Linked DNA regions of Mus musculus: all the other regions are linked to region 1. A link is a loop called in an ENCODE intact Hi-C map of the cell type or tissue named here. Cell type or tissue: heart. All regions are shown on one strand.

What was found. Hi-C counts contacts between places; a loop is a spot of excess contacts. Peaks named below come from ENCODE experiments on the same cell type or tissue, not always from the same donor. Only the 100,000 strongest peaks of a DNase experiment are listed, where the experiment ranks them.
Region 2: a loop joins it to region 1, with 1.9 times the contacts of the local background. A loop is called at or near these places in 3 of 42 quality-filtered maps.
Region 3: it touches region 1 in a loop (3-fold over the local background); 4 of 42 quality-filtered maps call a loop at or near these places.
Region 4: it touches region 1 in a loop (6-fold over the local background); 11 of 42 quality-filtered maps call a loop at or near these places.
Region 5: a loop joins it to region 1, with 4 times the contacts of the local background. A loop is called at or near these places in 3 of 42 quality-filtered maps.

Annotation. Positions count from the first base shown.
Region 1 is chr11:102,553,893-102,558,892 of GRCm38, reverse strand. It overlaps Gpatch8 (G patch domain containing 8), which reads left to right and starts at 2,735. Exons shown (of 8, transcript NM_001159492.1): 1 at 2,735-2,813. The coding sequence starts at 2,769. In heart, a CTCF peak has its summit at 2,183; a DNase peak (open chromatin) is centred at 2,562; H3K4me3 peaks cover 2,509 bases; H3K27ac peaks cover 2,109 bases.
Region 2 is chr11:102,504,005-102,509,004 of GRCm38, reverse strand. It overlaps Gpatch8 (G patch domain containing 8), which reads left to right. Exons shown (of 8, transcript NM_001159492.1): 4 at 794-861; 5 at 1,476-1,562. Among named protein-coding and RNA genes, the nearest start is that of Itga2b, 37 kb to the right of the region's middle. In heart, a CTCF peak has its summit at 2,934 (motif pointing left); no DNase peak of the experiment used is centred here.
Region 3 is chr11:102,314,522-102,319,521 of GRCm38, reverse strand. It overlaps Ubtf (upstream binding transcription factor, RNA polymerase I), which reads left to right and starts at 426. Exons shown (of 21, transcript NM_011551.7): 1 at 426-674; 2 at 3,049-3,173; 3 at 4,483-4,658. The coding sequence starts at 3,116. In heart, CTCF peaks have their summits at 2,125 and 2,837; DNase peaks (open chromatin) are centred at 21, 711, 1,421, 2,581 and 2 weaker places; H3K4me3 peaks cover 4,317 bases; H3K27ac peaks cover 3,470 bases.
Region 4 is chr11:102,484,188-102,489,187 of GRCm38, reverse strand. Gpatch8 (G patch domain containing 8) reads left to right here. Exons shown (of 8, transcript NM_001159492.1): 7 at 1,558-1,688. Among named protein-coding and RNA genes, the nearest start is that of Itga2b, 17 kb to the right of the region's middle. In heart, a CTCF peak has its summit at 2,044 (motif pointing left); no DNase peak of the experiment used is centred here.
Region 5 is chr11:102,293,146-102,298,145 of GRCm38, reverse strand. It overlaps Atxn7l3 (ataxin 7-like 3), which reads left to right and starts at 1,517. Exons shown (of 13, transcript NM_001098837.1): 1 at 1,517-1,743; 2 at 3,087-3,197; 3 at 3,504-3,636; 4 at 3,841-4,012; 5 at 4,205-4,302; 6 at 4,478-4,500; 7 at 4,825-4,870. The coding sequence starts at 3,147. Gm33851 reads right to left here and starts at 1,757. Exons shown (of 2, transcript XM_030246466.1): 1 at 969-1,757; 2 at 229-522. The coding sequence starts at 1,381. The coding sequence ends at 450. In heart, a CTCF peak has its summit at 2,644; DNase peaks (open chromatin) are centred at 975, 2,035, 2,775 and 4,015; H3K4me3 peaks cover 3,611 bases; H3K27ac peaks cover 3,421 bases.

The sequences.
Region 1 (5,000 bases):
AGACTGCCTATAGAGGCCAGGAAAGGGCATCATATTTCCTGGAATGAGAAGTACAGGTTATGAGCCGGGCGTGGTGGTACACGCCTTTAATCCCAACACTTGGGAGGCAGAGGCGGGCAGATTTCTGAGTTCGAGGCCAGCCTGGTCTACAAAGTGAGTTCCAGGACAGCCAGGGCTATATAGAGAAACTCTGTCTCGGGGGGGGGGGGGGGGGGCTGGGGGGGGGGGAAGAATTACAGGTTATGTGAGTGCTGGGAACCAAACCTGGGTCCTCTGCAAGAACAGAAAGCGTTCTTAACTGCCGAGCCTCCTTTCCATCTTCCAGGATTTCTGTCTTAATCTTCAAATATTCTTTGTGAATGGGGCTTCCAGAATGATAAGCTTGTATGTGGGGTATTTTGGTCAGAACTGTGATTTTATGTTAGGCTAATACTCCTTCCATCCCTTTGGAAGACCTTGCTTCTGTAAGCCAGCTTTCCCACAGAGGGCTTGCAGGGGAAGTCTGACTCTGACTAGAATAACGGTGAGGTGGTTTGAATAAGAATGGTCTCCAGAGCCTCATATATTTGAATGCTTAGCTACCAGGGAGCTAAGCTGCTTGAAAGGAATAGAAGGATTAGGAGCTGTGGTCTTGTTAGAGGAAGTGTGTCACTGGAGGTGGCTTTGAGGTTTCAAAAGCCTATGTCAGGTCCAATCTCATCCCTCAACTCTCCTGCTGTGAGTTAGGACTTAGCTCTCTTACACTGCTCCAGTGCCTACCTGCAGTCTAGCATACTCCCCACCATGATTATAGACTAAACCTCTGCAACTGTAAGCCCCCAATTAAATGATTTCTAAAAGTTGCTTTTGTCATGGTGTCTCTTCACAGCACAAAAACAGTGACTAAGACAGTTGGTTTTTGACAGATCCTCTCATTTCGGCAAAATACTTTCTTCTGGATTAGAGCCGGCATGTTAAAAACCCATGATTTGGGCTGGTGAGATGGCTCAGTGGGTAAGAGCACCTGACTGCTCTTCCAAAGGTCCAGAGTTCAAATCCCAGGAACCACATGGTGGCTCACAACCATCGATAATGAGATCTGACTCCCTCTTCTGGAGTGTCTGAAGACAGCTACAGTGTACTTACATATAATGAATAAATAAATAAATAAACAACAACAACAAAAATCCCATGATTTGTTTGGTTAGCATTTCTAGAGAAAGTCTCCAGCTGCTACCTGAGTGAGAAAAAAAAAATGATTTAGGCTCCAACTGCTTTCTAGATTGCTTTGTGACCAGTCCCTTGGACTTTCAGCTCTGCCCACACCCTCACCTTCCCTGGTGCCAGGTACAAATTCCAGAGGCTTGCTAGCTGACTAGGGAGAGCTCCAGGTTTAAGGAGAGACCTTGTCTTAAAATCAGGTAGAGGGGCTAGAGAGATGGCTCAGCTGTTAAGAGCTGATACACATACATACATACATACATACATACATACATACATACATACATTCATTCATTCATGTAGGCGAAGCAGTCTTACACTAGGTAAAATTAAACAGCCCCCCCTCACTCCCCCACCCTGTGAAAACATTAAAGAAAACAAGAGCTGGAAAGATGGCTAAGCAGTTAAAAGCACTTGTTCCACATGCAGAGCACCTGGGTTTGTTTCTAGCACTGACATACATGGTGATTCTTAACTGTAACTCTAGCTTCAGGGGATCCAATGACTCTGAACATGAATATATATGTGTGGAGGGGGGAGAGGAGTGGGAGGGGGAGGGAAAATAGTAAGAAAAAAACGTCAAGCTCTTGGTAGCCATGTGTTTAAGTTTCTCTCTTCTTCAAGGTTGTGATCCCTTTGTTATGCCTTGATTTATATGTAGCTTTAAGATAGGTCATTCTTTTCATTACAGTCCCCCCCCCCCACAGTGTCACTTAGATTTTGTTATTTGAAGCAATGTCTTATAGCCCAGGCTAGCTTTGAACTTCCTATGTAGCCAAGGATAAGCTTGACTTAATTTCCCCTCAGCCTCAAGCAGGAATAGACACTCGTTTATATTTACAACTATTAGGTTAATTTATTGGTTATCTGACTTCCTGCCTGGAATGGAAGCCCTTTGAGAGATTTTTTTGGTACCTCTTAAGTAACATTATTATGTATTAATTTTAAAAATACCCTCTTTGGACATCGGGGGGCGAGCCTCTACTACATAGAGAGCTACAGGAAACCCTGTCAACAAAATAACAAAAACAAAACAAAAAAACATTAAAAGTACTCTAGCTGTAAAGTCAGATCTCATGCTACTGTATAGCATTACACTGTATATTATTACAAATACGGGATGGGCTTGACCGTAAACAAGAGCATAAGAAAGAAAGACTTCTGAACACTGCTAAGGGAGCAAGTGAATACTTCCCAGGCCCCCAAATGCTCTGCCCTGCTGATCTTTCCCTCCGGAAGCGCTTACGCGCGCCGGCGCGAGTGCGCATGCGCGGCCCGCTGGGGTCGCTCGGGGCCGGGCGTGAAACCGAGCGATGTGAGAGGAAGGTTCCGCCTCCAGGCCTGCGCGCCTTCGGGATTCCCGTCGGAACGAATTCCTGTTCCCTCCTCTTCCCAACACCCCCCCAACAATCCCTCGCCAAGCACACATCCTCCACCCCCCTCCCCACGCCTGCTGCGCGCGCCCGGTGGGCGTGGGAGGGGGCGTGGAAACAGAGAGGGGGCGGGCGTAGCGGGAGGGGAGGAGCGAACCGGAGAGCGTCGTCCTGAGGAGGAGTGAGAGCGGCAAAATGGCGGACCGCTTCTCCCGCTTCAACGAGGACCGAGACTTTCAGGTAAACACGGGCGTCGCCGAGGACCACCCACGCCCCCGGAGGGCTCGCCGCGAGCCCGGGGCCGCCTCCCTCCCGGCCTCCTGGCTCTCCTTCCTTCTGCTCTCCGCTCCACCTTGCAAGCCGGCTCTCGCCCCTTCCTGCCTCTCATTTCTCCAGGGGCCTCCGGGGCTGAGATGAGGCCGCGTCCCCGGCTTCATCCCTATTCACGCCGCTTCTTCGGCTCGGCTTTCCTCCTATTTTGCTCCTGGCTTCCCGCTCCGCAGCCGGGCGCTTTGTGGGGGTTGCGCTTTGCTTGTCTCGGGGCCTGTGCAGGCGCAGGGCCGGCCCGGCCCCCGGGGGAGAGGGCTGGGGCGGGGAAGGCTTGGGCCAGCGGTTTTCAGGCCGGGGCTATGGAAGCCTTGGCTTTTGCTCGCCCCGATCATCCTGGGGATCGCCTCTCCGTTTTCCCATTGTGACAAACAAGCCCTTTATCGACTGTCTAACCTAGTCTTCCCCCTGGTAAAGGGCGCCCTTTCTTATCAAAGACGCCTTTTTTGTTGAGGCGAGCCATTGAGCTTTCTCTGGGCATAAATAACTGCTGTTGTTTACAGGCCGTTAATTGGGTTGGGGACAGTAAGGTATAGGTCTGTGGACTGGCGTAAACTTAACTTCGAGACCTACCAAGATTTGTAAAGAAGCATAATTATGGCCTTTCCAAGCGGGAGTAAATTCGTTCCTAAACCTTGATTTTTTTTTTTTTTCTTTCTTCGTTTGCAAATGTTGATCTGGGAAAGATGTCCGTGGGGTGGCAGGCATTAAAGAAAAAAACAACAAAAACAAAACAAAACAAAAAAACAAACAACAAAGGCCGAATTAGAATCATTAGGCTTTTAGATATTGAAATTGTTACTGCAGGCATAGTTGGGAGACAATAAGGGATTTAGTAGCCTTTGGTTATTTCTAGGTAAAATACATCCTCAGTTGCAAATCACTGCATTACTACCGCATCTCCTGGCAACAGCAATTTAGGTCAAGGGATGAGCCTCCGAACTCGAGTTTTTGTATTCCTTTCAGCTTCCTCAACGCACCTCTAGCTGTGTCAGAAGGCAATTTGAAGGGTTTGAATTCTTGGAGATGATTGGGTTGATAGACAAAGCAATTTCAACTGGTTTAAAATCAACACTGTTAAATAGTCTTAGGTGTAGAACGCTATGGGAAGTTTTGCAGCAGTAAGGGATTTGGGAGTTGCTGAAAATGCCTTGTGGTCATGTGCCTGCCGCAGAAACTGCAGCCCAGCACAGCATCTTAAGGTGTTTTAAGGATTTATCTCAGGTCTTCCAAAGTTTGAGGTGGACATTTGATACCCGAGAAGGAAGGCAGGCTTATCTTTCTTTTCTTTCTCCCTATATCAAGCCCTATGAAGCAGGTATAAAGTATATACGCTTTATTACTATTTTTTGTTAATTTAAAATTATTTAGGAGACAGTAGATGACGAAAACCTTCCAATGCTTTTCAGAGAAAAGAATTTCAAGGTGACCTAATAAAATTGAAAACAGACAGTTTTGAGGAAAAATGGCCCTCAAGTATTTCAGCTGGCTCAAACGGGGTTTTGAATGAAGATATTGAAAACTGGCTATTAGGATGTGAGTGTCGTCACTTGGAAACTGAGCAGGGAGACTCTTCTTCGATGCTTTAGTTGAGGTACTATAAAATCTGACTTATGGGATTTATGAGATGGGTCAGTGGGTAAAAAGCCTCCGCCTCACAAGCCTGGCCGCCTCAGTTTGATCCCTGGAAGGTGGAAGGAGAGATCCAACTCCAAAAAGTTGGCTTCTGACCCCAAATTATATGTCCCCTCACATGATATGCACAATAATAAAAAGTCACAGCCTTAAAGGTGGCTTAGGGAGTTTGCCATCAAATCTGAGCGGAGTTAGTGCCTGGGCATCCACAAGCTGGGAGGAAAGAACCAAGCCAGTTCCCCAGAGTTGGCCTCTAACAGCCCCCATGACGTAAATATAATAAAACGGTTTTAAAACCAGAAATAGATCCTTTGAGCTCTTTGATGTTCGTACATACATTTTAATTGTATTTTCTGCACTTGCTCTGACATAACCCACTTAAAATTCTAAATGTCGCAGTATTTTGCATAAAGGGTATTGGAAATGGGAAAATTGTTGTGAAACCATGTCGTATATATCTCATAC
Region 2 (5,000 bases), 50 kb after region 1:
CAAGTTGTGATGTAAAACAGCTGTGGTAGTAAAGTGCTTGTCTGCCCCATTTTGCTTTGTTTGGCTGGTTATGAGTGGATTAAATATATATTTACTTTTTAAAAATCTCCAGCATAGATCAATTAGTTGAAAGTCAATTTTCTTCGCAACTAGTCCTTTTCACAGCTTGCCACTTACCTTCCGCAACCAGTTGTCGAATCAAACCAGGCTTGTCCTTAAGGGCAAGTAGCTGTCGTTTTTTATGTAAAATTTTCTTTTGATTGGAAAGTGTCTATCAAAAAACAAAAGTTAAACATGTACTGATATATCATTTCTTCTGTTGTTTAAAATGCATTCCCCCACTCCTCATTCAAGCATTTAAGATATTCATTACCAGTTTAAGGGATGCTTTCGAACAAAGTTGTGATTGTATGCTGGAGGACCAGGAGTTCACGGTCATCCTCTCTTACTTACTGAGTTTGAGGCCAGCCTGGACTACATGAGACCCTGCCTTATAAAAACAGACAGACAAAGAAACTTGTAAAGTTCTTTATTGTCAGCTCCCATTGACGGATCCCCTCACTTAGCTTTGCCATAATGACCCGGAATTCTCTCTAGCCGGGCCACAGAGGGTTGTTGGGTTTAGTCCCGGAAAGGAGGGATCGGATGGAAGCTGTGAGAATGGCTTTTGTTTGGTTCACTGTAGCTTTCTGGTCTCTGCACTTCAGGCAAGATCTAACCACCCAGACCTAATGTTTAAGTGAACTATTAGCCTAATTTTATGTCTCAACTTAATTCTGTGTTCCTGTTACAGGGAGAACAGACCCTATTCCAATCGTTGTCAAGTATGATGTCATGGGCATGGGTCGAATGGAAATGGAGGTAAATTGATTAAGACATTAATTTTATGGAATATATAAAATTGGCATTAACTTCCAACTTAAATGTCAATATAAGCGTATACTTACCAGATTGAGCATAATTAATTTTTCTTTGACCAATTAAAAGTGTATTTGATGTTTCCATTTTGTGCTGTTTTTGAAGCACTGAGGATGTAAATGATGCCCCTGTAGAGGAGTTTTCTGGTGTTGTACAGAAAGATCAGGTCAGGCTCTGGCACTCATTTAATGGACAGTGTTGCCCTGTGCTTAAAGCACTGTGTAGTAGATGCTCTGCCCATGCAGGGTTATATATATCTGTTACCTACAGTACCTTCATTTTATTGTCTGAAATACTGTTTTCATTTCGTTCTAATTCCTTGGAAGTAAATATTGAACTGAAATCTTGTAATCAACACGTGGGTGTATCGGCATACATCAGGAAAGAGATTAAGGAACTTAGCTTTCTGTTCTCTGTGACATGACAGTAAAGCAAGAACTAGCTGAGGGAAAAAACAAGTTCCATGCTATCTAACACTATGCTTGTGCAAATGACATTTTCATAGTTAGTCTTGGGTTCTTTAGGAAATAAGAATAAATGTGTCTATTTTTGTCAAGCTGGATTATGCCGAGGATGCTACCGAACGGCGTCGTGTCCTAGAAGTAGAGAAAGAAGACACAGAAGAGCTGAGGCAGAAGTACAAGGTAACGTAAACAAAGTCATTGTTTGAGAAATTCATACAGAAAAGAAATTCATTTTTGGTGAAAATGGTCTCCCTGACTGATAGCATTTGTTTACATTTAATAGTGATTTGTGATAATCTTATTGCCTCAGTAAAAACTGAAATACCTACTCCATATGTATGTTGGGAAAATTGCATTAATGTTTGAAAGTATTAGTCCCAGGTAGCATACAGAAAGTCAGGTGGTTGCAGTAAAATAATGGTTGAGTCCTTGGAGGCTTTCCTTTTTAAAAAGAAAGTGGGTGATGCTATTTTGGGAAGTGGGGAGCATTCATTTTATGTGTAATGCCACAGTGTGTATAGAAGTCAGAGAACAACTTCCACCCAGAGAGCAAACACAGATCTCTGGCTTGGCAGCAGGAGGCCTTACCTGCTCTGAAGTCTCCTCTAGCCTGAGCTAAACTATTGTTTCTTGTGACAAATTAAGAATTTTCTTGTTCATTGTTAATTGCACTCAGCCCTAAAGTTCCCCTCCCCATCCCACCCCCACCCCCATCTCTGTTTCTATTTTTTTAATTTAATTTAATTTAATTTAATTTAATTTAATTTAATTTAATTTAATTTGGTTTTTTGAGACAGGGTTTCTCTGTGTAGTCCTGGCTGTCCTAGAAATGAGTCTCTGTAGACCAGGCTGGCCTCGAACTCAGAAATCTGCCTACCTCTGCCTCCTGAGTGCTGGGATTAAAGGCGTGCACCACCATGCCCGGCCTCTGTCTCTCTTTCTATGCACCCCCCCACCCCCCCCACCCCCCCCACCCCCCACCCCCGCCAATGAGGACATCACAGTGAATTCTTTTTCTCTTTAATGGGGTGGGTATGGAAGTGGTGCTTGCCACTGTATATGTAAGGAGGGTAAAGGACAACTTTGGGGAGTCAATTCTCACCACGTGAGACAAATGTGTATGGATATTTTATTTATATATATATGTCTGTGCCGCATGTGTACAGGTGGGCTTTAAACCCCTAAAACTTACAGTTCAGATGATTGGAAGGTACTATGTAGGTGCTGGGAACCAAACCTGGATTCTCTGCAAGAGTGCTTCTAAATACTGAGCCATCTCTCTAGTCCAGAATAGTTTCCTTTTTAAAGGACTATTCATAATAAACTGCAGCTTAGAACATGTAAGTTAAGCATTCAGAAATAAAATAGGCAAATTAGAAGATAAAAAATAGATCTCGGGGGGCTGGTGAGATGGCTCAGAGGGTAAGGGCACTGACTGCTCTTCCGAAAGTCCTGAGTTCAAATCCCAGCAACCACATGGTGGCTCACAACCACCCGTAATGAGATCTGCTGCCCTCTTCTGGTGTCTGAAGACAGCTTCAGTGTACTTATAGATAACAATAAATAAATCTTTAAAAAAAAAGATAAGAAATAGATCTCATTGAGATAATCCTATAGAAAGAGCTGTGTCTGCTCTTCCACAGGTCCTGAGTTCAATTCCCAGCAACCACGTAGTGGCTCACAACCATCTGTAATTAGATCTGGTGCCCTCTTGCTGGCAGGCAGAGTGCTGTATACATAATAAGTAAATCTGAAAAAGAAAATAAAGATTATCCTATAAAAGCAGTTTTTTGGTTGTAATACTTAAGGTGAAAATGGGGAAAAAAGGGATTTGTTATAAAACTAAAAACAAAACATTCTACTGTATAAAAGGGAAGTATAGCCTGCCTACTCAGTCAAGCATCTGTTAAAGGCCTTTCAGAGTCTCAGTGCTTGGAAGTGCCTATAAATTTAGCCTAGGTATCTAGACTTCCCTCAGTAGTATGGAATAGAGAAAGGGATGACATACTAGTTGAAGACAATAAAAATCTTCTGTCAATCTTGAAAACCAAAGATCTATTTCCTTTCATTTTTAAGATAGATAATAATAGAGTAAAATTAAGGTAATTATCATTTCACAGACTTAAAGATTAAAAAACAACCAAGACTGGGGTGATAGCATACCTATAAGGACTCCTGGAATCCAGGAGGTATCAGGGTGGACACCTGTCTTCCTGGCAGTCAAGTGGCAGACAAGGTTCTAGACATGATGGCACTTAGGGACAGGAGGCAGGAGAACTGCCAAAATTTTGAGGACAGGACTGACTTGGAAAACAATGCTTAGCAGATGTCCGTGTATAAAGCACATAGTACAACAACCTGACTTCATGTTACACCATGCCAGATGTGGCAGCACATGCTGTAATCCACAGGAGGCAGTGACAGGATGACCCCTGGAAGCTAGGGACCATCTAGCATGTCCATACAGTGAGAGATCTTCCTCTCACAATGTAGGAGGTGAGGATTGACACCCCAGGTTGTTCTCTGACCTCATTGCACTCACATACTTAAGCATACCTCACATATATTAAACATACACAACAAAACAAATACTTTGTTTTTTTAATGTATAGAGAGATAGCTCAGTGGTTAAGAGTACTGGCTACTATTCCAGAGGACCTGAATTCAATTCCCAGCACCCACATGGCAGCTTACAACCATCTATGACTCCAGCCCTAGGGTTCCTGTGCTATTTAGCTTCCACAGGAACTTCATGCAGGTGGTACCTTGACACACTCAGCAAGCACTCACACATATGAAATAAAAAATGGAAGATGTGCCCCCCCAAAAAATGGAAGATGCTTGCTGCTGTTTGGGGGTTCTGATGCTATCGAGGCTCACTTTTTTTGTTTTGTTTTTTGTTTGTTTGTTTGTTTGTTTGTTTGTGGTTTGGTTTGGTTTTGTTTTGGTGGTGGTGGTTGTTTAAGTCAGGGTTTCTCTGTGTAGCCCTGGTTATCCTGGGCCTGATTGCCCTCAAACTCAGAAATCGGTCTGCCTCTACCTCCTGAGGGCTTGAACTAAAGGTGTGCACCACCATACTTGCCTAGGTTCGTTTTGTTTGTTTGTTTGTCTATTTTTTAAAGGTTTCAGCCTTGGCTGTCTTGGAATAGAACTTGCTCAGTAGGCCAGACTGGCTTCAAACTCACAGATCCACCTGTCCCTGCTTCCCAAGTGCTATGATTAAAGGCATGCAACTATCCAACCGGCCTGACCTAGGTTCATTTTTAAATGAATTAGAAATTGCAGAAGAGTTATAAATCTAGAGCTTATTTTGTCTTTTTTAAGACTCTGAAATGACTGTACATGAAGAGCTTGGCATTTCCACTGCTCATTTTTAAATCCGATCAGTCGTGGGTAGAAACTGAAGGAAGGAGGCTGCAGAGACTGCTCAGTGGTTAAGAGCACTGACTGTTCTTCCAGAAGTCCTGAGTTCAATTCCCAGCATCTGCATGGTGGCTCACAACCATCTGTAATGGGATCTGACGCCCTCTTCTGGTGCGTCTGAAGATGGCTACAATGTACTCACATACATAGAATAAATAAATCGAAAGAAAGGAAGGAAGGCAGGCAGGCAGGCAG
Region 3 (5,000 bases), 240 kb after region 1:
GAGCCGCCAAGCGACCGGCTGATTGGAAGAGAAACGCAGAGCGATGGAGGCGGGGGTAGGAGGACGATTTCTCTGCGGGGACTGGCGGCGGCGTACACGCCCGGGTCGGGCGCTGCAGAGCTTGGCTAGCTTTCAACCCGCGCTCGGCGGCTCCAGCCCCGCGCACCCCCGCCCCCAGCCCTGCCGGAGGCCCCGCAGGTGAGTGGGAGCTGGGAGCCAAAAAAGAGCTAAATGTCGAAAAACATCTGCCTTGGAAAAAAAAAAAAAAGCAAAAAACATTTTTTTTTTTTTTTTTTACTATTCCTTTTTTTAAAATTTCGTGCAGCCCCCGAGCGGTGGGAGGGAAGGGGTGAGGCTGAGCCGCCCGGAGGAGGCGGAGGGGCCAGGCGAGGCCGGGGCGGCCCGGGAGGCGGCGGCGCCAAGGCGGCTCTGACGGGCGAGCGCTCGGAGCGGCGCTGCGCTGCGCTGCGCCGAGGCGGGCGGGCGGGCGGGCGGAGCGGGGCGGGCGGAGCGCGGCGCGTGGGGCTCGCCATTAGCCGTCGCTCCGCTTCGCCATCTCGGGCTTTGTCTGGAGACTCGCTGCCCGGGCGCCGGCAGCTGCGGAGCTGCGGCTCGGCTCTTCCGCTTGCCGTGCTGCCTGGCGCCCCCGGCCCTCACTAGCACCCACTTGCTCGGTAAGTAAGCCTCGGTGCCGCGGATTTCGGGGGAAAGGGGTTGCTCTCTGGCGGCGCCAATCTCCGTCCTCCACGCGCCCGGGAAGGCCTGGATAGCCATGCCGGGCTGGATTGAACCGGCTCCCAGAGTGACTCTTCCGCTGGGGTCGGCAGCTCCTGGCCGATTCCCGGGTGTGAGGAGGGACGGGAGAGGTTTTTGTTGTTTAGGGGACTAAGAATATATATTTTAAGTTTCACGGGTGTTCTGCGGAGCATAAGGGAACCGAGAGGTAGGCGCCGAAACCTCGCACCGCGATCCGGGAGCGTGAGTCCCAAGCCGGTAGCCACGCTCCGGGGACCAGGGTGGTCGCTAGCCCGCTCCCGGAGGCGGGAGAGAGGAGCAGATGAGGACTAGGCCGGGAAACCGAGCTTAAGCTGGGAGAGCCTGGAAGAGAGCTCCAGAGCAGGGTTGCCGGCACCCGCGAGGCTCGCCGGCCACCCTCTCCACCGCCGCACCTCGGCCCTCCCTTCCTCCCGCGCCGGCCAAGCCTGCTAGTTCCCCCGCGGGGCTGGCGAGGTCGCTTTAGCCGCCCGCTTGCTCGCCCGCCTCGGCTCGCAGCCCCGCCGCCATCCGGGCGGCTGCGTGTCTTCCCTGTCCCGGCCCCCCCCTTCCCCGGCGGCAGCAACAGCAGCAGCCGCCGCCGCCACTACCACCACCCCCCTCCCCTCCTTCCTTGCCTCCGCCTCGGCCGCCCGGGTCCCCCCAGCGCCCGCCCCTCCTCCCAGCTGCCCCCCGCGGAGCCCGCCCGGGCAGGCTGTGGGAGGGAGCGGAGCCGGCGAGGCGGGCGGGCTGGCGCTCGCTCCCCGGGGGTCGGTGTGCGCTCTACGGGGAAGGACGCGCTCGCTGCCCCGCTTCTCCCGCCCCCCCTCCCGCTCCTCCTCCTCCCTTCTCCCTCCTCCCCGCTCCGGCGGCGGAGGCTGCTGCGGCGGCGGGGGGTGTGCGAGCTGAGGCCGGGGCCGGCGGGCGGGCGGGCGGGCTGCCTGCAGGCGGAGGGCGCTGTGCTTTGTGCTTTTCGCCGCGAGGAGCAGCAGGCAGCAGCCACAGCCGCCGCCGCCACAGCAGCAGCAGCAGCCGCCGCCCCAGCGCCGCCGCCGCGCCCGGAGGAGGAGCCGCTGCCGCCGCGGGAGGGAGTTGCGGCTGTGCCCGGCCGAGCGGGGGAGGGCGCCGCGCTCAGAGCCGAGAAGGGAGCCGCCGGAGCGGGGAGCTCAGAGGCCGCGCTGCGCCGGGTAACCGAGGCGGCGGAGGACGTGCGCCGGGGCCGGGGCTAGGGAGCGAGCCGCGGCTGCGGTAGACGCCGAGTGGCGATACCGGGAGAACTGTAGACAAGATGATCAGGGAACGGGGAAGGGCGCCGTGAGCCGGGGGTAGGAAGGGCAGGAAGCGAGGCCCAAGTGAGGCCCCGGGTGGAGGAGCCCGCGTTTCTCCGGCCGACAGGCGCAGTTCTCGCCGGCCGCCGGAGGGGGCGGCGGGGCCGGTGAGCGAAGCGCCCCCGCCTCGCGGCCGCCGTCCTCCCGCCCTCTGCTTGGCTCGGCTCCCCGGAGGCCGGGGCGGGGGCGCCGGCAGGGCTGGGCCGCAGGCTCGGGGAGGAGGCGGCCGTTCCCGCCGCGGTCGCGCCTCTGCGCCGGGTTTCTTCCGTGCGTGTTGGGGTGGCTGGGTGGTGGCGGCGGCGTCTCCGGCCCCGGGTGGTTCGGGGACGGGGGACAAGCTAGGCCGCTTCTCCGACTGCTCGCCTGCCCGGACAGGCGGGGACCGCGTTGGGAGGTCGGGAGGGGGGTAGCAGCGGGAATCCAGATCTAGTCCCCGGGGGCGGTCCGGCCGCTGCGCTCCCGGGCTGGCGGCGGCTGCGCGGCGTCCGGGTCCCCGCCGGGTTGCGGAGGCGGGGGGAACCGGCCGGGGAAAAGCGGGAGGAGGAGACTGAGGCGCGTGCCCGCTTCCATGCCCGCGCGCGCCCTTTACCCGCCCTTCCTCCCCCGCCCTCCAGCCTGGGGCCTCCCCGGGGCGGGCGCTCACCGAGGAGGAGGAGGAGGAGAATTTTTTTTTTTTTTTTTTGCCCGGGTGGGGGAAGGAGGCCGGAGGGCGGGAGCTAGCTGCACGCGGGAGCTGGGAGCAGTCTCTCGCGTGGGCAGGGGAGGGCGCATGCGGCACCGCCTGGCTCTGGGGGCTGGGGTAGAGAAGAGTGGGGCTCACTCCTGCACCCACTGATGAAGTCTATGAGCCTCCTGTTCGGGTCTCGCTGAGAGTGTGGACCTATGCCCCCTCCCATGTGTGAGGGGGTGGGATAGAAAGCCCCCCTCCTCTCAGCCTCCTTAAGTGGGTTTGGTGTCTCTTCAAAAGGGTGAGGTGGCTTTGACCCCGGGTGGCCCGGCCAGCGCGACCGAGGAGGTGGCTGGACAGCTGGAGAATGAACGGAGAAGCGGACTGTCCCACAGACCTGGAAATGGCCGCCCCCAAAGGCCAAGGTATGGGTCCCCAGCTTCTCTTTTCAAACTTGTCTTTTTTCACACACGAGCTCTCCAGCCTTGTAAAAGGTTCCTCTCAGGCTTCGTTCTGTGCACTGGCAGACAGTCTTAAGTCTTAGAAAGTGAAGCATCTGTCACATGGGGGTTTGGCCAAATCCAAATTACTTGGCCTTGAGCTTAGAACTTGAGTCTTTACGATCTCTTGCTATGAATGAGGGTCACAGGGAAGACTCTTGGAAGCCAGCCTTCTTGGTTTCTTAGCTTGAAGTATCACACCTTAGTGGAGATTTTCACTAGAGGCAGGTGGAAAACAGGGAAGGGGATTGTGGTTTATGGCTCCAAGCCTTAGGAATTATAGATGCCCCGACCCTAGCCACCTCTGTCAGCAGTGTTATGTTTATGACATGGAGGGTAGTAGGAAACTGGGCATCTGCCAATGTTTGTGAGACATCAGGGGAGAGAGGATTATGGGCCATGTGACCCTTTTCTGCGGAAACCGGCCCAGGTTACCAGATGCAAATGAAAGTCAGGAGCTCTTTTGCATCCTGGCCAAGGGTTCCCCCAGCCCAGCCTCCATAGCAGAGAGGCTCAGAGCTGTCTCTGGGCTGCACTTTAGCAGCTGAAAATAATTGGGCTAAGATGTCAACTTGGAGTTCTGGGGTTCTCCAGAGACCAAGGCCCTGAGAACTCTGTCCACCTGCTTGCCTTTTCTCAGAACTACTGTGTATGGTGCTAATGTTTGAATTCCACTTTTCTCAGTTGCCAGAAATGCTGCTTTGGTCTCCCTTAAAGTGACTAGAGTGGTGGAGTACCTGCCTTTAGTTGTTGATCTCCAGCTGTGCTGGACAGACATCTTCACTGGGAGCCTTAGGACTCACACCTCAACCTCAGGCCTTGCATGTTTGACACTCACATAGAGCCTGACCACATTTAGATACGTTCTTTCCCTGATCCCTCCCTTTCTGATGAGCCCTTTGTCCATAGGCCCTAAATCACTAGACTTCCCACTCCATCTCATACTGTAAATAGGGGCCCATGGCAGCCTAGCATGTTAAAAGTGATTGCTTTGAGGTAAGCAAGACAGGATTCCCAGTGTAACTTAAGTATGGTGGTTATTTTATCTGGTCCAGAGTCCCTTCCCTGATTTAATAGGACCACGGTTATTTTTCTTTTTTAGGACTGAGCCATGTACTGGTTCAGATGAGAAGCAACCAGGGGCTTTGGGGAGGAGGGGGTGAACTCAGAGGCTGGGGAACAGATCAAGAGAAGGGCATGAGCCAGGTGTGGTGACTTCTCTTACATGTCACAGACCGCTGGTCCCAGGAAGATATGCTGACTCTGCTGGAATGCATGAAGAACAACCTCCCATCCAACGACAGCTCCAAGTTCAAAACCACAGAGTCGCACATGGATTGGGAAAAAGTTGCGTTTAAGGATTTTTCAGGAGATATGTGCAAGCTCAAATGGGTGGAGATTTCTAACGAGGTAAGTGCTTCCCACTTTTTGACTCCTGTAAATAAATACATATTGTATATGCTATTTTTTTTTCCTTCAGAAACAGGGTTTCTCTGTGTAGCCCTGGCTGTCCTGGAACTCACTCTGTAGACCAGGCTGGCCTTGACCTCAAATCCGCCTGCCCCTGCCTCCTGAGTGCTGGGATTAAAGGCGTGCGCCACCACGCCCGGCTGTGTATATGCTTTTCATCTCAGAGAAAACGGGGAAAGCAAACCAGTCACTTTGGACAGAAGGCCTTCACGTGTTCTTCTGTCAGCTCTAATGTATGCCTTAGGGGAGGAAGTGGCCTGGGCGATAGCAACCGCCTAGTGC
Region 4 (5,000 bases), 70 kb after region 1:
GTTGATTAATTGAAGTTCTCCAAACTTAAGAGGAAGGAGTACGGCCTCACTCACTGCTCATCGACAGTAGCAGTCTTTCCTGAAGTTTTCCGACCATTTCTCTTGAAGAAATGGAACCTATTACAGAAAAAGGGTAGTTTCATTTATCTAGACGTGATTACTCGTGTGTGTGTGTGTGTGTGTGTGTGTGTGTGTGTGTGTGTGTACATACACGTGTGTGTTTTCCACTCTTGCTTCTCCCCAGCCCTCGTTGAGTGCTTTTGTCCCTGATGTTGAGTATATCATTTGTAGATTCACTGAGAGCTTATGTAGTAATGCTTGCCTTATTTTTTCTCTTCCACTCTTGTTTTATTTTTTACTTTTTTTTCTCTTTGTGATGTGACGTTTTCAGCTGATGTTTTGAGAGCAAATCCTTCTAATTTGGGAGCCCAGATCACAAGAGTGAGTTTTTCTATAGTGTCTTTAGCTGTATATCTTTTGTGTGTGTGTGTCTTTCTACCTTTCCCCCTCCCAGTTCCAAAAGATTTGAAACACACTTCATAAATACTAGGTAAGAAAATTCCTCTGTCTGTTGAACACCATGCCTTTCTAAAGCAATGTCCACTTTATATTGGGTCAGCTCCCTTTTCCTAAGCTGTTGGGAGAGCATAGGCTGCTGGGCAGGCCTTGCGTTCACTTTTCATGTTCTGAGTGTGTTGCACCGTCTTCATTGCAGATGGGTATGTCGGACTCTGTCACCAGCCTGTCTCATGACACCACTTCTTCGCTTTTTGTTTTCTTTTGTTTTGAGGAAAATTACACAGTAGCTTCTGAGAACAAAAGGCCCATTCTGTTACTAGAATTTTAAGTCACAGAATCTTCAACTTTCCTGTGTCCTTCTTCCCTGATATTCCTCTCAGGGTTATGAAGGAGTGGAAAGCAACATGATTATTTCCATTTTAGCAGACAGGCTGGATTTGAAAGTGGTCAGGCTGAGTTCTGAACATGCCAGGGTTGGAAGACCTCTCGACTTTAATAATTGTAAGAAACCTCTGTTATCACTAAAACCAGATAAAACCTCCACATTTTTATGGTGGGGAAAGAGTATTTCTGTTTGCTCTGATAATGATAACCTCCCATGTAAGCTGTACATTGCTTTTTTTTTTTAGCTCTTACACCTTGGGTAATTTTCTGTACCAGCCTAACCCCTTTCTGTCACTTTGGCCTGTGTTACTGCGATTTCTCTCACATTTGTTTGTCTGGTTCTGCATCCTGGAAGAGCAGGTGATTGGTCTCTTTCCTTTCTTCCCAATAGTCTAAAATCTGCGTGTTGCTTCTGGAATCATTTTGTTTTGTACAATAAGGCAAATGACTTGCTGTCCTAATTACAAATGCCCATAATCCAAGTGTCGTGCTCAGAGTGACCAGCGTTGTGTTTCTGAGCACCACATGAATAGAATAGTGTATTCCATGCCAGTGTTATGACATTGGTTCAGGGTAAATATTATAAAGGCTTTGCCCTCACATCTGTGTGTTATTAAAAATTGCTCACCTTCTATTTCTTTCTTTTTAACTCAGAGATTAAAAGATCTCAAGCAGAGAGAGTTTGCCCGAAATGTCTCTTCAAGATCCCGCAAAGACGAGAAGAAACAAGAAAAAGCCCTTCGGCGGCTCCATGAGTTGGCAGAGCAAAGAAAACAAGCTGAATGGTAGGAAAATTTCATGTTAGGAATGTCCTGTAGATAAATAGAATCCTTAAATTTTACATTTACAGATTTAAAATTATAATTCAAACACTGGATGTAGTAGCTCATGCCTATAATCCTAGCACTTGGGAGTCTGAGGCGAGAGAATTGCTGTAAGATTAAAGCCAACCTGGCTGATGAGACCTGATCTCAAAAAGAATATATCTAAAAATATTTAACTTGGGTGGCGGGGGAGGGGCTGTGGAGAGCTAGCTCAGCAGTATGAACACTGGCTGCTCTTCCATAGGTCCCATTCAGTTCCCAGCAACCACAGGGTACCTCACAGCCCTCTGTAAGAAATCTGCTGCCCTCTTCTGGCGATCACGTGTACATGCAGAGTGCTCATAAGTAAAAATAAAGTAGAAACTCTTAAGATTTTGAATTGGGCCGGTGTCTATCTCGGTGCTTTACAGAAAGCTACATAATGTCCTGGGTTTGATTCTTCAGTACCACATAAGAATGTTGGCAATACCTGTAATCCCAGAGCTCAGGATGGAGAGGCAGGAGGTCCAGAAGTCCAGGGCTGTGCTTGGTTGTGTAATGAGTCTGAGGTCATCCTGGGACACCTGAGAGCCTATCTGAAAAGAGAATGGAGAACGGGTGAAGTGGAGAGCTCCGTGGAGTTGTCCTGAAGAGTGACTGACTGACTCCATTAGACATAACTAAAAGGTGCCTCCTGCCACAGTGAGGCCGTGGTTTCTGTTCCACGCTCTCCAGCACACCGTGCAGAAAAGCACAGCACTCCAGATTACCACTACAACCTCCTAGCACATGTTTGCTGAGTCAGGTATTATCACTGCCTTTTTAAACTATACAGTTAGCCAGTGTGATTGTGTATACCCTAATCTCAGCACTCTGGAAATAAAGACAGGCTGATTTCTGAATTTGACGCCAGATTGATCTATATAATGAGTCTGTCATCTCAAAAACAAAACAAAAACTGAAAAATTAAAAGAAAATAAAGTTGTATTATTAAAAAGATATATTGAGTGTAGAGCAGGATAGAGTACCTCTTTAAGGATCCAAGTTCTTCACTACTGGGAAAAGTAAAAGACAAACTTTGAGAAGAGGGGGCCAGGCATAGTGGTGCAGGCCTTTCATCCCAGCACTTGGGAGGCAGAGACAGGCAAATCTCTAGGGGTTCAAAACCATGCTGGTCTACCTAGTGAGCTCCAGGACAGCCAGGGCTACACAGGAAAACAAACAAAAGAGGAGGAGGAGGAAGATGGGACAGAGCCTTGGCTTCTGAATGCTCAGAAATCTTACCACTTTACCTGCAAAAGCATAATACCGTGGCGTGTGAAATATGTGTGCACCTGTGTGTTTCAGTCACTCTCCAGAGGACCATTCCCCTCATATTCTTGGTTTGGTCTTAGCCTATACTTCAGATTTCTATTTTGTGTTTAATTTGTTTGGTGTATAGACCAGGCTGGCCTTGAACTCAGAGATCCTCCTGCCTCTGTCTCCAGAGGGCTGGGATCAGAGGTGTGGGCTACCATGCTTGGTTGCAGTTTCTTATCTGACAAATTTACAAATTGCATTTGCTTCCTGTGTTTGTGCAAGGATTCATGTGCCATGGTGTGTGTGGATGACAGGACAGCACTTCAGTCTGGTCTGTTTATCCACCTTTACATGAACTCTAGGGATTAAACTCAGGATGGCCACCCTGAACCTTCTGAACCTGCTGAACCATCTCATGAGCCCGATTTGCAACTTTTTCTGTAGTAAATGCATCTTTCTTGGGCATGTTCTAAGGATATCGCCACAAAAGATGTATGTCAGGCTACTTTCTGGTTCAGGACATATTATAACACTTGTTTTTCTTCAGAAGCAACTTTAGCTATTTTATAAATTAGCAGTTAAAAGATGGCCAGGTAAAAATGATCAGTGTGTAGGTTACTGGTTTGGCACTGGGCCCTGTACATGCAACATCATTTGTTCATTGATATGAGGTAGACTGGGCTGGTGAGATGGCTCAGGGGGTAAGAACACTGACTGCTCTTCCAAAGGTCCTGAGTTCAAATCCCAGCAACCACATGGTGGCTCAAAACCCTCTTCTGGAGTGTCTGAAGACAGCTACAGTGTACTTACATATAATAGATAGATAGATAGATAGATAGATAGATAGATAGATAGGAGGTAGACTGTGACATAATATAATATAATATGTCTTACTATCTCTGTCTGGTTGGACTCTGTCTTGAACAGCAACAGCACATACAACAAAATTTAGATACCATGGTATCTGGATTTTTTGGCCCCAAGTTGAATACAGTTAGTTATATCTAACTAATTGTCTTTAGTTACTGAGTTCAGGCTTCAGGAAATGCCTAGATAGTCCATACATAGCAAGATAGGCGGTAAACACTGGCTTTAAAGCATCTTAGTAGTTCTGTTGTAGGAGCTGGAACGTAGCTTGTTATAGGCATCATTCTATAACAACACACACACCAAAGTATAATCGTTTGAGTTTTTTTGTTGTTTTGTTTTGTCTTGTTTTTAAGATTTATTTGCTTCATGTATGTAGATATTCTGCCACTTGTCTTCAGACACATCAGAAGGTGGCATCAAATGCCCATTACAGATGGTTGTGAGCTACCATGTGGTTGCTGGGAATTGAACTCAGGACTTCAGGAGGAAGTCAGTGCTCTTAACTGCTGAGCTATCTCTCCAGCCCAAGTGTAATCATTCTTGCAGTTCAACAGGGGTCAACAGCATGGCTCAACAGGTAGAGGAGGTGAGCCTGAAAGCCTCATCAAGTCCCAGAACCCAAACAGCAGGAGATGACCAACTCTACAAGTTGTTCTCCGATATCCACACATGTGCCATGGCTTGTGTACGTTCACACACACAGTTAATAAAATGTAACAAAAAAATACATTAAAAGCCGGGCGTGGTGGTGCACGCCTTTAATCCCAGCACTCGGGAGGCAGAGGCAGGTGGATCTCTGAGTTTGAGGCCAGCCTGGTCTACAAAGTGAGTTCCAGGACAGCCAGGGCTATACAGAGAAACCCTGTCTCGAAAAACCAAAAAAAAAATAAAAATAAAAATAAAAAAAGAAATACATTAAAAAGAAAATTATAGAATTATTAATGTTTAAGCTGTGTGCTATATGTGTGCTATAATGCCTGAAAGATGAATCATTCCTTTATTTGCTATTTCCATGCTCCCTATCCATTGATTGGAAGAAAAAGTCCATATTCCTATAACTTGCATTATAAATTATAAACTTATAAATTAAACTTTATTATAATGTAGCCTCTCTCTCTCTCTCTC
Region 5 (5,000 bases), 260 kb after region 1:
TCTGTTGTGGTAAAAGGAGTGGCTAGGCATAAACTTAATTGTTAAGTCTTTCCTATGAAATAGGTACTATCATTATGTCCTCTGGTAATGGACAAAAGAGGCGTAAGAAGGTCTTTTGCCTGGTCCACCAAGTTAAATTCAGAACTAACGTGTGGTCTTATCCGCTTCGAAATATCTACCAAGAACCTCCATACATGTTTGCTGAAGAGCGAAGAACCAAAGATGGTCTCAAAGTACGTGATTCCAGAGTTTAATTTTATCTGAAGCTAGAGGCCTGGCACGCAAAAGTCTCGAGGCTGTAGACACGGCCACGTACATGTGAGCGCAGATCTAAACACCTTGGGTGGCTGAGAAAAGGACCTTTCCTCCCGAAGCTAAAGAGGCGAGAGATGGAGGGTAAGGCCACTCCCAGCGGAGCAGCTTTTAGTGTAGGCAGAGTCTGGCCAGTGCTAAGCAGTCTGTCTGAGAGGTGGAGGGTCCAGCGTGGGCTCCGGAAGCAGGAAAGGCGAGCAGGTGTGGGATCTAAATTAGGATAAGGGCGGGAGCGCGCTCGACTCAGAAGGGCGCAGCTTGCACTCCGCAGTGAACCTTCTCCCTTGGGTTCTTTTCGGTTCGGAGGCCTGGGGTGGCTGGTGACCCACTCCGAAACCCAGAGAACGAATGCAGACCAGCCCCTTTTAAGGTTGTTCCTTCCTGAGCGCCTAACTGCACCCCATTTCAAGCCCAGACTCTTCACACAACTGACTGTATGCCTCGCGGTCAAAGTGGGGGAGCGACCGGGGAGCAGAGCAGGGAACCCCGCGGGAAGGGCGGGGATGCCTGGGCCGGAAGGCGTCCCAGGCTCGGCTGGGAGCCGGCGCTCTCTTTCGACGCCACCCCGTTGCCTCCGCCCCCGAGCCGGCCGGGACGGCACCAAGTCTCCGCCCCTGGCGCACCGCGCACCTCACCTTGAACGCTGCCCCACCCACCTCGAGCCTATTGGGCCTCCCGGGCCGAGGACACTCCGCGATTGGCCGGACTCGTCTACGGAGGCCCCACCCATCTCCCCGCCCCAGGTCCCGTCCGCCGGTACTTTGGACGGCGGCGTGGCGCCCCTCCTCCCCTCCCGGTCCCCGCCCCCTGGAGCAAATGCTGCCGAGCTGCGGCCGCGGGGCAGATGCACGCGCTCGGGCCCTTCTAGCAGGCGCGAGCAGTCGCTGGGCGCGCGAAAGCGAAAGGAGGAAGAGGAAGGGAGGGCGAGGGCGGGGTGTTGAGGAGGGGCGGGAGGAGGAAGAGGAGGAGGTTGGAGCGCGCTCGCGCCTGGCCTCGCGCCCGCGCCGAGGGAGGGGGGAGAGGGGCGCGCGCGCGCACGCTCGCGTCCTCGCTCGCTCCATCCATCCATCCTCCGGTCGCGGCACGCGCGCGCGCTCCGGGCTCGCGCCGCACCCCCCGCCCGGGAGAGGCGGGCTGGAGTGGGGGGCGGGGGGAGGGGCGCGCGGACGGCGCGCGGACTGCGCGCGGGCGGGGTGAGGTGAGGAGGAGGAGGCGGCGACGGGACGAGAAGGGAGGGGAAGGGGCCATGGCCGCCCGGTGAGGCGGCGAGGCGGGGGGGCAGCCCGACCCCCCGGCCCCGGGCCCCGGGCCCCGGGGAGAGGCGAGGACGGACCGACGGACATGGGGCTCCGGAGCAGCCGCCGTCGCCGCCGCCGCCGGAGGACGCGGCCCTGAGAGGCCGCCGGGCCCCGGCGCGGCCCCCCGGGCGGGGTGAGTACAGAACAGGGACGGGGGAGGGGCCTGCGGGGGGCGGGGGGCGGGGCCCGAGGCGGGGCTTGGGCCCCCTCCCCCCAGGTCTGGGTCAGCGCCCCTTCCCCTCCCCCAGGGCCGACGCGGAAACGCCCGGCTTTCCCCGGCTTCCCGGCCGGGCCGGGGCCCCCCGGTCTCCCCCTGGCTGGGTCCTCCTTGGGCGGGGCAGGGCCGGCCGGGGAGGGGGCGCGGGGCCTTTGTTAGGGAGCCAGGCCCCAGCCCCCGGGACAATAGAGACACCCTCCCGGAATCCTCTCCCCGGCCCGTCCGGGATCTGGGCAGGCGGCGACCTAGTGGGGTCGGGACGCGTCCCACTCTGCTTACTCTCTGGGGGTCGGTCTGTCCCGGCCCGCCGCCGGCCTATGGGCGGCTCGGCTCTCCTCCCCCCAGTCGGTATGATGCAGCAGCAGTGCCGCAAGGACGGGAGAAGAGCCGCGACACGGCCTGCTCCCCTTCCCAGTGCCCCTGGCTCATTTGTCAGTCCCCACCCCACTCGAGGCCGGCAGCTTCTTAAACTCGTACCCACTCTTCAGTGGGGCCCCGAACTGTGGGCACTGTTTCTGAATCCTACGGTGGGGTTTTTGGACTTTGGGGCTCTTGGAGAGACTTCCGGGCTGGTCCTGAGGGAGGGAGGGTGCGATCTAAAAGAACAGGTAAGGGGAGTGCCCACTCGCGTGCGTACCACGGGGCTCTCCTCTGCTCACGTTCTTGGTGGCTGGAAATGCCCTTTGCCTGTAGGCTTCTCTGGGCTCTGTTCCTCTCGTAGAGTGGCAGGCTTATTTTAAGAGAAGACAGAGTGGGGTGAAGGTTGTAGGGTGTTAGGGCCATTCCTACTTCTGGTAGCAGTACCCCCCCAAGTGGACATCCTGGCTGAAAGCAGAGGTGACTATGACAGCCCTTAGGGAAACGGGGGTTGTCTTGAGGAGTCTGTGCAGTTCTTTGCCACACCCTGTGGGTTTGCTTTGAGGCCTTAGAGTTCCTTCTCCTCCCCCTGCTGCATTGCACCATGGGTATCAAAGAGGGGTTTGAGTTTTGGGTACCTGGGATGAGCTGCTGCCTCCTATAGACCTAGAGTCTGATTGGCAAGGCAGTACAGTTCAGGGCCTGAGCTTAGGCCTGGGAAGGACTAGGCCACCTCTGGTTCTCAGGCCCTGAAGGACCATCTAGACCTAGTGAACGGGGCCTTGGGGAGGGAGACACACTGATGCCAGGATTAAGCCCTGGGCTTGGAGGTGGGGAGGGGAGGTGGCAGTCTCTGGAGGTGTCTTGGACTCACACCAACACCCCCACCTCCATGTGTGCAGCCGTGTTGCCGCCCGCTGTGCTATGAGCAGTCAGAGCGCCGTCTCCACAAGAGTTTACAAATGAAAATGGAGGAAATGTCTTTGTCTGGCCTGGATAACAGCAAACTAGAGGTGAGGGCTCCCCCACGTGTGCCTCCGGTTCTTTCTCTCAATGTCTCTGCGTCCGTCGCTAAATCTGGCATCTGTGCCAAAGGAGGAATTTGGGTAGTCAGCCTTGTTCCTTAGAGGGAATAATAACCAGCTGAAAGGTCCAAGGATCTGGGAGGAAGAAGGAACTCAAAAATCAAGGTCAGGAAAGTGGCAAAGAAAGCAGCATGCTTGGTCAGGGCCAGGAGATTTGGTTGGTGAGAGTTGTTCAGTCAAGGTGGGGTGCTCCCCTTGTGACCATGGATGCTGGTGTTCTCTTCCGGGGCCCAGGCCATCGCTCAGGAGATATATGCTGACCTGGTCGAGGATTCTTGTTTGGGATTCTGCTTTGAAGTACACCGGGCTGTTAAGTGTGGCTACTTCTTCCTGGATGATACGGATCCTGACAGCATGAAGGATTTTGGTGAGCCTCAGGGTGGAAGGGGAGTGGTCTAGCTCTGCCCAGGAAGGGCTTAGAGCAGTCCTTTAGAAACTGTCCTATTTGTAGAGCCTGGAGCTCCTGTGAGCTTAGGCAAGAATGGATTTAAAGAGAGCCTGGGACCATAGGTGAGGACAAGAAGTTAGGGTACCCTGCCCGCTCTGATCGCCACACCTCTCCTGTCCCCAGAGATCGTGGACCAGCCTGGGTTGGACATCTTTGGACAGGTTTTCAACCAGTGGAAGAGCAAGGAGTGTGTTTGCCCCAATTGCAGCCGCAGTATTGCTGCTTCCCGCTTTGCCCCCCACCTGGAGAAGTGCCTGGGAATGGGTCGCAACAGCAGCCGAATCGCCAACCGTCGGTGAGAACCTCATGCTTCCAGCACCAGTGATGCGCAACTTGTGCAATTGGTACCGAGGTGTAGTCTTATGGGGTCACTGGTAGGGTACAGAAGGGGGGGCCACTCTTGGTCCTCACGTGCTTCCCTATAAATTCATGTGCAGATGGGTGATATCCTTTAGCCTTGACATTTTTTCTTCTCAACTTTGGGCAGGATTGCCAATAGCAACAATATGAACAAGTCTGAGAGTGACCAAGAAGACAACGATGACATCAATGACAATGACTGGTCCTATGGCTCAGAGAAGAAAGGTGTTTTGGGGGTCTGGGGAAACCTGGGAGAAGCTGGGGTGAAGGAAATAGTAGTAGAGTATACATTTGCCATAAACTGTCTTGATGGGGGAAGAATGTAGTTTTCAAAAACATATAAATATTCTGAGAACAAGAGCGTAAAAGTAACTGTGTTTTTTGTCCTGTTGTCCCCCAGCCAAGAAGAGAAAATCAGACAAGGTGAGAGCTGGGGCGAGCATGGGGGAAATTTGGGTGAAGGACAGATACCCTTCCTTTGGGGCAGGGATTGATTGCTCAGGTCTTTTGACTCAAGTGTGAGGTCACTGGGGGGGCATCCCTGGGTTTGGGAGTAAGGGTGTGTGGTGGGCAGGGGAGCTGCAGAGGTTTTGTGGGCGGGCGGGCGGGCGGGAACATAGCCGTCTTACCGGGAGGAACAGTAAACGCTTGAGGTTGTTTCTTTGTCAAATCTTTTTTCCTTCCCTGGGTTCTCGGCTCCCCCTTATCATTGCCCTTTCCCCAAAGCTATGGTATCTCCCATTCCAGAACCCTAATTCCCCTCGAAGATCCAAGTCTCTAAAACACAAAAATGGTAAGTGGGGCTAGACCAACAGGGGTGCTGCTAGCTATGTTATTTATTACAGGGCTTGTAGTGGGGGTGAGGGAGGGCCTGTGATCCTTCTGTCACCCCCACTTCCTCTCTGGTTATTTTCAGGGTTCTC